3 separate regions of the Homo sapiens genome follow, and all the other regions are linked to region 3. The links are chromatin contacts, found by Hi-C or POLR2A ChIA-PET in ENCODE. All regions are on one chromosome and are shown on one strand. The core of a region is the stretch at or near the end of the contact, and the rest is flanking DNA. Distances in the headings are between cores, read along the strand shown. Region 1 overlaps RALA (RAS like proto-oncogene A). Region 2 holds the start of LINC00265 (long intergenic non-protein coding RNA 265). Region 3 has its middle 15 kb from the start of RALA.

Region 1 (3,791 bases), core at 572-3,071, 74 kb after region 3:
TTTGTCTCTCCTCATATCTCACCTCAGTCGGTCGGCAGGATTTAAGTCAGCCAGCCTCAGTGACTGTGCGATTACTAGATCTCCTGCTGAACTAGCCTGTTGAGTTGTTTCAGGGCTCTTTCCTTTGCCACTTTCTCGTATCTATCTTCATCTTCTCCCTAAGAAAGCTCATGCCATTTTGTGACTTCAAATATCATCTGTAAACTGACGTGCAATTTTTTTTCCATCTCTACCCTCATCCCTGAACTCTAGACTAAAACATTCAGTTTTTCTTGTTCAACTCTAGTTGAAATGTCTAATGTGCAAGCAGAGCTTGGGATTTCTTTCCCAGACCTATTCCTTCTTGGTCCTTCTCCATCTTAGGTATAGATGCCTAACATTCAGATATTTGGGACAAAAACTTAAAGGTTAGTCTTGTTTTCTCCCATCCAGTCAATCAGGAAGTCCTATCAACTGTTTCTTCAAAATGTATTCCAAATAACATAGTGGTTAGGAGAGCAGGCTCCCTCAGTTTGAATTCTGGCTCGGTCTTGAGCAAGTTGACATCTGTGACCCAGATTCCTCATCTGTTAAATGAAGTTAAAATAGTACATATCGCCTAGGATTGTAAATATCTGAAATGTAGTACTCAGCTGAATTAGTATGTGCAGAGTGCTCAGAACAGTGCCTTGCACTTAGTGAGTGGTCAGTAAATGTTGGTTGTCCTCAGTATAGGTGGTATTAGTAGTTATACGGGAACTGGTAATACCATTGCTGCTGCTGCTGCTGCTGCTGTACCCCAAGCCTCTGTCCTCTCTTGCATGGATTACTGGGATAGCCTCCTATACTTTCAACTCTTGATACTTCCACTGTCCATTCTCTACACACCAACCAGGGTAATCTTTTTAAAAACACAAATTTTACCACTATCCTTCTTAAAAACTCCAGAGGCTTCCCATTGCAGTTCTAGTAAAATCCAAACACTTCCGGGGCCTTCAAGGCTTTTTGTGATTTGGCCTCTGCCTACCTGTCAATTTTACCTCCTCTTACTCTCCAGTCATTCACTAAGTGCTGTGGTTTAAATGTGTCCTGCAAATTTCATGTGTTGGCACTTTTTTTTTCTTTCTAAGACGGAGTCTCACTCTGTTGCCCAGGCTGGAGTGCAGTGGCACGATCTTGGCTCACTGCAACCTCCGCCTCCTGAGTTCAAACGATTCTCCTGCCTCAGCCTCCCTTGTAGCTGGGATTACAGGCACCTGCCACCACACCCCACTAATTTTTTTTGTATTTTTAGTAGATGTGGGGTTTCACCATGTTGGCCAGGCTGGTCTCCTGACCTCAAGTGATCCGCCCACCTCGGCCTCCCAAAGTGCTGGGATTACAGGCATGAGCCACTGCACCTGGCCATGTGTTGGAAATTTAATCCCCAAATTCATATGTTGATTGGCAGTGGGGCTTTGGGAAGTAATTAGGATTAGATAAGATCATCAGGGTAGGGCCCCCATGATGAGACTGGTGGCTTTGTAAGAGGCAGCAAACTTGCCCACTTGCCATGTGATGCCTTCCACCAGAAGCCATGTAGATGCTGCCACCATGCTCTTGGGATTCCCAGCCTTCAGAAGTGTAAGAGATAAATTTCTTTTTAAAAAATAAATTACCCAGTCTCAGATACTCTGTTATAGCAACAGGAAACAGACTGACACTAGGCTTCATGTACTCTGGCCTTCTTCTGCTTCCTAGAACATGCTCCCCACTCCCACCCTCTTCTAAGTTCTTTGTACTTGTTATTCCCTGTGTCTGGAGCGCTCTTCCCTCAGAGCTGACTGGTTTCTTCAAAACATTCAGGTCTCAGCTCAAATGCCACCTCTTCAGAGTCATCCTTGACCATCTGGTTAAAGTAGCTCCTCCCCCCATTGCTGTCTTATTTTTTTTCATTGCACTTAGCACTAATGGTATTTGCTTATTTGTGTATGTGTTTGTCTTAAGTTCCACATAGGCAGGGGCTATGGCTTGTTTATCATTCAAAACAATATCTAGACCAGGGCTTGGGAATTAAGTGGTGGAGTGCCAAGTCTTTTAAAATGGGGGTCGAGTAGTTTTTCCTTGGCAGAAGCTTCTTTTCCTGGATAGCCTCTTAATAGTCTGGAATGTGCAGCTCATAGTTATTAGGAAATGTTTGCACTTTGGAAAAACATCCTTGGAAATCTCTGTCTTTTCTGCTTCTGAGTCACAGATTGTGTTTTAAATTATTCTAGAAGGAAAAGTGTTTTAACCCAGTTGTAGTGACTGCTAAGTGTTTTCTTTTGAACACACACACACACACACACACACACACACACAACTCTTAGAGTATTAATTGATATGGTAATGCCCTGAGCTCATGTGATATGTACTGTTTTAAAAATAAAACAGTAGATATATTAGCTGTGACATGATTATAACTGCCAGCAAGTAATGATCATAATAAAGAAGTCACTTCCTGATGTATTTAGGAACACCAGCAACAGCATGCTTCATAAACTGGCTTAGACTTGGTATCTTTCAGACTTTTAGTTACCTGCAGTGTACTGTAATTTTCACTGTTTTTGAGCAGTGATAAGCACTCACAATCTAATGGTCATGTTCTCAATACCCAGGTAAAAGAGTGGCTGAATTTGTGTTTGTTGAGTTAAATTGAACTCTTAGCCTGTAAGTGTAAATTTTTTGCCATACGCTTAACAGTTCAAACTGCTTCTGCTAAAATGCTTTTGATAGAATGATAAGAACAGGATGAAAAAATGCATTTATGTATATGTGATCTCAGTTATGTTAAATGTAGATTGAAAGCAGTCTCCAAGGAGGTATGTTAGCCTGTTCATATTGCTAAATGGACAGTAGGATTATGGGGGATTTTTCTTAATACTTTTATATATTGGGCAAGCAGGCATATGGGAATGATTTATGGGTGAGACCTGAAGCCGCACCCAGTTCTTGGGTGCCCTGTACAGCCCGTATGTGAGGCACAGACCCATGGCAGATTGTCCTGGCCCATTTGTGATTGAACCTCTAGTAGCAAGAGCTGCTTTACACCGGTACAACCTAAAAGCAGGGGTGTCCAATCTTCTGGCTTCCCCGGGCCACATTGGAAGAAGAATTGTCTTGGGCCAGACATAAAATACACTAACGATAGCTGATGAGCTAAAAAAAAAAAAAAAAGAAAAAAAAAAGTTGCATAATGTTTTAAGAAAGTTTACAAATTTGTGTTGGGCATTCAAAGGGCCGCATGTGGCCCACGGGCCACAGGTTGGACAAGCTTGGCTTAAAGCATTTCTCAGGGTTAAGTCAGACTGCAAACATTTGTGTATTCATTCATTCATTCAATGCTTTTGCACTAAATGGCGGATTTTGCCAGCCATGTTAGTTACATTAAGCAGACTATTAACCCAAGTGAACATGGTCCTGAACTCACTGTTTCTGGTATACTAGAGGAATACTTATACTATTAAGTTGGTGCAAAAGTAATTGCGGTTTTGCCATTGAAAGTAATGGCCAAAACCGCAATTACTTTGGCGCCAACCTAATACATATTCAGGCAATTTCAACTTGTGATAAGGATTATGAAGGAAAAGTATCAGATGCTATCTGAGAGCACAGAGCAGAGGAGAACCTAATTTAGGTTGAGAGTTTCAGGTAAGGCTGAGACCCAAAAACCAAGAGGAGTTAGCCAGATGGAATAAGAATATGCCAGACAGAGGAAGCTGCATGGCAAAGGCCAAGAGGCTTAGAAAAGTGAAAAACAGAAGGAGACCGTTGTGGGTCTGATGCAGCTGAGC
Region 2 (3,460 bases), core at 760-3,259, 120 kb after region 3:
CAGCAGACCCAGATCATGAAGGACTTGAATGGCAGGCTTAAGAGTCATTGGAGGGTGGGAATGCCTGCTATGAGATGTCCCTCATGTACTATCCGAGAGGACCCTGGGTCAAGGTCATGCCAAGAGGCAAGGCCAGCAGCAGACCTTTCTCTCTTCCTTCAGTCCATGTGTTATATCGATGAGCCAAAGGTGGCCTCTGTGTGTGGGTCCCTAGGTTGTTAATTTCTTCACCATGGGCTGAGACCTGTTAGCTCAAAAGCCTGCCAGTGCCACATTCAAATTTCTACACATCCAGTTATTTTTTAAAATGGTCCAAAGAAGCATATTTTTAGCCACTTAGAGGCTGCCTGCTTTGCATACCCTGCAAAACCTCACACACATTTGCTAGCAATAGATACGACATAGCTTTGTAGTTATAAGACCCCAAGCTGCTGCTTCCCTTTGGAGACTCCCTGCCATGCTGCTGAGGGACATCACCTAGACAGGGAAGCCCCCTCTCTGGTCACCCTCTCCCCCAGGAGATGCCTTAAACTCTCCCATTCTGGAAGATGGCTCCCCCATCTTAAAGCTGTGGATGGTCTCACGCTATGAGGAACTTCCCCTCTTATGCATCCCTATCCAAGCACTGCCCAGTAAAGCTTCTGTGTGCCTGCCTCTAGTGTTTCTATCTTTTTTCTTGATCAGCCTCCAAACGCCTGAAACCCTGAGACCTTGTAAGTCTCAAGCCCATGTACTCCTTCCTGGGGACGAGAGATTAGGATACACCACTTCCAGCCCAGCCCCGTTCTTTCTGGAGGAATCCTTGAAGCAGAAACTGAAGGTGAAGAGAACATACAGAGAGGATGGGACAGGATGGACACCAAGCTGGGGCCTCAGGAGGCGGCCCAAAGACCTCAGCCCCGAGCACTGCAAAGGAGCAGGTTTCCAGATATGGTCAGGGCACCATCAAGAATGGATACCCTTTCTAGGGCCATGTCTGGTTATAATCTGTTCACTTTGTTCAGTACAAACGATCACTTCCAGAGCAGAGGCTGGGGTGGAGAGTTTGGAATTTAAGTTTTAACACGTCCTAGAGCCAGTCTCCTTGAGGGCAGGAACCTTATTCTCTTATTCATTACTGCATCCCCAGGCCTTGGAAAAGGACCTGGCTCATAGTTGGTTCTTATTAATTCTGAGAAGGGAAGGAGGAATGACTTCCTTCCGGGGACCCTCCTCAAGCTGGACTGAGCCAGGTCCTATGACCACCTGCGGAAGAGCACCGCAGGGTTTGGGGCCATCTGCAGCAAGACAAGGTGTCATTCAGGCTCCCTGCAGCTCAGCTCTAGCCAATTCTCCTCCTTCCCGCCATGCACACTGCAACTAGTGGAGCAGTTTTCCAGGGTGGCACTTCCCTTTCCCACCCTCCCCCGTTAGGAAAAGCCCTTCTTCTCCTGAGCTCCCATCGCTGCCTGAACCCCACTCGGCCTGGCCCTGCAGAAGCGAAAGCCAGGGACCGGATTTCTCCTGAAGTCTTCTCTGCCAACGACAGTTCCTCTTCCACTCTCCCCCACCCAAGGGCCGCTCCTCTTACAGTAGACAGCGGTGCCTGCATCGAAATGGAATTCAGGAGGAGCACGTGAGGGGGAGGGGAGAGGTGCATTTTGGAGGAACTTGATAGGAGGTGCCTTGGGACACCCTGGAGGCGACGAAGCTGCGTCTCTCAGACTGCCACTCTTACTCCTCGCCCTGTAGCAGAACCCCAACCCCCGGCCTGAGACTCCAGGGATCGGCTGAGCTCGCGGGCTAACGCTGTGAAGCCTGCCCAGCTACCGTGACGTCACGAGACCCCCGCTATCTCGTTGGTGGCTATTTCCTCTCCCGCTGTGGTCCCTGGAGACGCCGGAGGAGATTTCCGTGACAACGGCAAGCTGGCTGCAACGAAGCCGCCCACGTAGGCCTCCCCGGCCTGCTGGAGGAGAGGGGATCCCCCGGGGCAGAGGCGGCTACACCCGGAGAACCCGGAAACCGGAAGCGCAGATCCTGCCGGCTCTGGACTAGCCGCTCAGCACCAGGGCGGAAGGAAGACGAGGCGAGGCAAGCGCCAAGCTTCCATCCGGACTTCAAGGCCAGTGGCTGGGTCTGGTTTTCTCAACACGGCCTCCTAGTCTCCTTCCCGCTTGGGCATCTGTTTTTCTTATATAGACCCTGAAGCCGCCCGTGATGTTCTGTAAGCAGGTTCCGCTTCAGAATCAGAGGTACTTAAGAGGGAACCTGGATGCTAGACCTGCCCTTGCTGCTGGCCTCAGTTTCTTTACCTGTAAAACAGGGATTTTGGAACTGTTAAATTAAATCAAACTTAAAAGAATTACAACTTAAAGCTGCTGGAACTTTACATGATCCCGAGCCTTGAGAGGAATGTGGCTATGCAGCCTGAGTCATGTGGCATGCAGATGCAACCTCTGCCTTTTTCCGCTGTAAATAATTAAGAAGACCAAGTAGCATCCAAGGTAAGACCCCTTTAGATCATTGTCCCTCCTCACAGTCATAATCTTCCTTGGAATGTAGCAATCTGAAACCAACCACATCGTTGTAGGTATGCAACTTGCATGCACATTTGTAATCCTGCTGGAATGTCCCTGCCTCCGTCTATATAATTGAAACCTTAACTTCACCTTGGAAACGCTGACATCATTTGTTTGGAGTCAGCGCTTTCCTGGATGGCCATCCTCAATCTTTGTGTTTAAATAAACTCTATGCTTATTTACATTTTCTGAACTTCATTGTTTAAGGTTGACAGAATGCAGGGGGCAGGGGGACAGTGCAGTGGAGGGACATTAGAACCCCTAGAGTCCTGTGACTCCCAGTCAGAGGGGTCGCTCAGCTGCCAGGTGTCTTTCAAGGGTTCAAGATGAAGTGACGTGCCCCAGGTCCCACAGTGAGGAAGTGGCTGAGTCAGAACATAGGTAATTTCCAGAGCTTCTAATTAGCAATTCACAAGGAGATCCTTCAGAGCCTCTGCTTCCCCATTTGTAGAATGAGGATTGTAAACCCTTCTTCAGTGGGATGCCCCTAGAATTATGTGAAACCACTACAAAAAGTGCCAAACACATGGCTTTTAATAAATGGCCATTATGTCTTTAATTTTTAATAAAGAAAATGGGTTCTTATTAAATTTGTATTCTGTGTTGGGTCATAATGCTTATTCTTCTGTTAACTCGTTCCTCTTTAAGCTAGTCTGGCTTCCTGGTCTTCCTCTCTCCACCTCACCTCCCACTTCTGGAATTCCTAGGGCTTCAGCTTGCTTCTCTCTTACCCTGGTCACTTCACTCTCCCCTCCAGTAGATCTTGAGAGGTCTGTACCTTAATTTGCTAGTCTCCTTCCCGTTCCAGGCATCAGTTTTTTTATATATAGATTTACCCTAGGCCAGGCACAGTGGCACACACCTGTAATCCCAGCACTTTGAAAGGCCAAGGTGGGCGG
Region 3 (3,762 bases), core at 1,067-3,566:
CATATCCAAGTTCTTCTCAGCCTCATACTCTATGAAAATGTCAAGTATTCGCTACATAATGGGCTATACTGTCTTCAGTGCTTTTCTGTTGTCTTCTTCATCTCCAAATCATGAGGTTTACTTAATGTCATAAGTTTTCCCTTCTTTGGGATTGTCAGGATCCTCTCCTTTGTTCACTGTGGTCGATAGAATAATGTCTGTTGACCTCCCCAGTGTTGTCTATGTCCTACTCCCTGGAACCTGAAACTATGTTAGATTATATAGGAAAGGAATGAATGTTGGAAATGGAATTAAGGTTGATAATCAGCTGGCTTTAAAATAGGAAGTTATCCTGGATTATCCTATAATCACAAGAACCCTTAAAAGCGGAAGAGGGAATTGGAGAACCAGAGAAACTGCAGCATGGGAAGGGCTTGGCTTGGTATTGCTGGATTTGAAAGTGAAGGAAGGAGGCCATGAGTCAAGGAAATCAGGCAGCCTCTAGGCTACACCCTGCTCACACTGATCTGAGCCCAGTAAGATCCATGTTGGACTTTTGAATTCAATAAAGAACTCTAAGATAATACACTTTTTGTTGTTTTAAGCCATTAAGTTTGTGGTAATTGATCACGGCAGCAATAGAAAACTAATATATTTGGGTTTTGTTGTTACTGTTTGTTTGTTTTTTAAGATGTAGTCTCGCCCTGTTTCCCAGGCTGGAGTGCAATGGCACAATCTTGGCTCACTGCCACCTCTGCCTCCCGGGTTCAAGCAATTCTCCTGCCTCAGCCTCCTGAGTAGCTGGGACTACAGGCGTGTGCCACCATGCCTGGCTAATTTTTGTATTTTTAGTAGAGACGGGGTTTTACCATGTTCACCAGGCTGGTCCCAAACTCCTGACCTCATGTGATCCACCTGCCTTGGCCTCCCAAAGTGTTGGGATTACAGGAGTGAGCCAGGGCGCCTGGCCGTAATATATTTGTTTTGTTTTTGGCCTTTCCTCTGCACTGATTCCTTTTCTGTTGAAATCCTTAATAGCCTTCAGGCCAAATCCAAGGATCATAGAACATGTTCACCCTCCCTTGACTCCTTTATTTCTGTCAAAAAAATTAATTAAGGAAACTACTGAATAACCCTGAAATCAACAAAGGTGCCATTGTTATAAAGGTATAAAGGTATGCAACTTTTAAAAATTGACTTAGAAACAAGGACATAAGTGAAATGCCATTTGCCTATAGTTCTAAAGCCTTTCAATAATTTATTTAACGCCTATAAAATATTCAGCACAGCACCCTAGGGAAGTTAAAAATTGGGACAATACACATGGCAAAGTTCTTGGGAATACACAGAAGGCACCTGTGTTGATCAAGTGACTGCTGACAAGAGAAGACGTAGGGATTGAGAGAGACAGGCAGTGAAGAGCAGATGGAGTAGGAGATAGAGAAAGTTTAAGGGATGATTTCCGGGAAAGAAGAAAAAGAAAAGGGTAGAAAACAAAGAGAGGAAGAGAATGTGGCAAAGATAAGATCTCTCAGGAGATCTGCTCTCTTGACCATAATAAGCACCCAACAAGTATTTACAGAATGACTGATTTGAGGGACTCTGATTTCTTCCAAGAGGAAAGACAGGAAATAAGCTAATTCTATTCAACATACGTTTTAGACATGATTACAGTCTAAACAAAATTTTACATTTTCTAGGATTTCATTCTATATTACAGAAGTTTATTAATTATGTATGAATTCTCAGTAACTACTGATAAGGGATCCACCAATGCTTTCCTTCAGAAAGCATTCAGATATGGAGTGTAAACAAATACTTTTAATTACTCTTTCACTCATTACATAAAAGACTTTGGGCTTCTAACTGAAGAAGTTATATAATTAAAACAACCAATACTCATTCTGAGTATTACTTGATTGTCAGAAATACTGAGTCAGGGTTCATTTTATACCAAAGTCAAGCCTGACATGAGCTTAATGATTAAGTCAGATTTAAAAATCCTTCCCATCACTGCAGAACATAAAGACAATTTCAGTCCAACATGTCAGAAATCTCACTTTCAGAAAAGTTGTCACCTTTTCTTTGCACTCCAGCCCGCCAGCCCCTTTAATGTGCTATCCAAGAAAGCAGTGAGGAAGAATCACAGGATAACTGTGCTGTAGACAGGAAGAATAACCAGGCCAGTGATCAGGAGGACTGGAGGCCCCCAGGGGAAGAGCTGCAGGAAAAGGGAGACCCCACAGATAATATGATGAAATATTTGGAAAGCATTAGGAACATCTGGATAGAAAATTAGATAAGTGAAACAATAAGGCAGATACCAAAGCCAAACAAAAATCTTTAAAAGGAAATGCAGTCATACTTCTCTATTAAGCTGTGCAGTGAATCATATTTACATCACCATCATGTGGGAACACTGGTTATTATTTTATCAGAAAGTAATGATGTTATCAAATTGGGAGAATGGGGAAAGTTGGGGGGTTGTAACAGAGACAAATCTTCGTTATAAGTTTATCAGAAAATGATGATGTTATCGAATTGGGAGAATGGGGAAAGTTGTGGGGACAGTGATAACAGAGCCAAATCTCTGTCTATCCAATTGTCTATCAAAACAGGAACTCAACGGATTGGAGCCTACTGGGCTTGAGAGCCCCGCTGAGGAGTCCGGAGGTTGGGACGCAACTACTGCCGCGTCCCCTCCCGGTCCCCGGCCACATGGCGAGCGGGGCGACACCGAAGCAGCCCACGGAGCTCGAGGCGACGCTGCTGAGCCTGGTTCCCCAAAGCGGCCGCGCCACTCCCCGCTTCCCCGCCCGGCTCCGGGCCCCAGGCCCTGGGACGCCGAGCCACCGCCGGCGTTTCAGACGCAAACCCCACCGCGACCCTGCAGCAGCCTGCCCCGCCTGGCCGCCAGAGGCACCTTCCAACTCCGAAACACATTTTTCAACATATAATAGAATCATTATCAGAGGTGGACACATTTAGAAGTTGTTCTTAATCAGAGGGCAGCTTGTGCTTAGGAAAGCCAGCCTCAGTCCTCAGCACCCAGCACCCAGTGCTGCAGGTTTCTCCTGGGTGAAGATGGACCAGCCCACCTTGGCCCTCCGGCAAGCTAGAACAATATGTACACGTCTCTCAAACTATGAAGAGAAGATTTGGGAGGAGTATGAGAAAATCCTCAATACCAAACTAGCAGAGCAATACGAGTCGTTTGTGAAATTCACACATGAGCAGATTATGCGACCATGTGGGACAAGCCCAACAAACTATGTGTCTTGAAGCTTTTTGTTGCAGATCTCGGTACCAGGTTTGACCTCAAGGCATGGTTGCTATACATTTTTTGCAACTGTTTGATATCACATTTCAGCTCCAACTTTGCATCCTGAGAACATTCCAACGTTTCTGCAGGTCCATTTTATACGACTTGAAAGACCTTAAAACTTTCTGGTTGCCACAGGTATATCTTTCTTTTCTGTTCATCCAGTAAATAGTCATACCCTACTGTGACAGATTTTTCCAAACAAAAATACCTGGAGCAGCAGTGTAGCAAAATATGCCTTCAGTGGCACTCAACAAATGGAGTTTCCCCAAGCACAGTTCTGTAAGAAGTGTGTGTGAGAGTGTGTATGTGTCTGTACATGTACTTTAGATTATGGTTTGTATTGTGCAAATTTTTTTGATCTTGGGGATTCTGGCTGTGGATTTGATGCAGAAAATTATGGTTAAAAACTATGGTCTACAGAAGATACTTAATGCTTTGTGACTATATAAATTGTAACA

What was found. A loop is a pair of places that touch in the nucleus more often than their neighbours do. ChIA-PET counts read pairs that join two places held with the same protein, here RNA polymerase II (POLR2A). Pooled maps may share reads with other maps.
Region 1: a map of heart right ventricle shows a loop between it and region 3 (2.0-fold over the local background). The contact joins two enhancer-like sites. A Hi-C loop is called at or near these places in 3 of 168 maps with a recorded cell type or tissue (endothelial cell of umbilical vein, heart right ventricle and tibial artery), 1 of 37 single-sample maps with no recorded cell type and 4 of 50 pooled maps. POLR2A ChIA-PET finds 5 or more read pairs at or near these places in 5 of 52 experiments (A673, AG04450, BJ and 2 more).
Region 2: a loop to region 3 is called in a map of heart left ventricle, with 3 times the contacts of the local background. The contact joins the promoter of LINC00265 here to the enhancer-like site in region 3. A Hi-C loop is called at or near these places in 8 of 168 maps with a recorded cell type or tissue (HUES64, endothelial cell of umbilical vein, esophagus squamous epithelium and 4 more) and 12 of 50 pooled maps. POLR2A ChIA-PET finds 5 or more read pairs at or near these places in 11 of 52 experiments (CD8-positive, alpha-beta T cell, PC-3, Panc1 and 6 more).

The regions. Positions count from the first base shown.
Region 1 is chr7:39,681,555-39,685,345 of GRCh38, forward strand. All of the region lies in intron 1 of RALA (RAS like proto-oncogene A), which reads left to right. Among named protein-coding and RNA genes, the nearest start is that of LINC00265, 50 kb to the right of the region's middle. Within about 2 kb of position 1,822, at least 2 of the 41 ENCODE cell types and tissues checked have a DNase peak (open chromatin) inside an H3K27ac peak, as active enhancers do; they include endothelial cell of umbilical vein, where a contact is called at or near this core.
Region 2 is chr7:39,731,559-39,735,018 of GRCh38, forward strand. It overlaps LINC00265 (long intergenic non-protein coding RNA 265), which reads left to right and starts at 2,010. Exons shown (of 12, transcript NR_026999.1): 1 at 2,010-2,486. RefSeq lists enhancers at 1,413-1,512, 1,603-1,672, 1,830-3,029, 1,963-2,042, 3,234-3,460.
Region 3 is chr7:39,607,020-39,610,781 of GRCh38, forward strand. It overlaps a transcript of YAE1 not described here and the pseudogene LOC646999. Among named protein-coding and RNA genes, the nearest start is that of RALA, 15 kb to the right of the region's middle. RefSeq lists a silencer at 2,712-2,861. Within about 2 kb of position 2,317, at least 10 of the 41 ENCODE cell types and tissues checked have a DNase peak (open chromatin) inside an H3K27ac peak, as active enhancers do; they include endothelial cell of umbilical vein, heart left ventricle and heart right ventricle, where a contact is called at or near this core.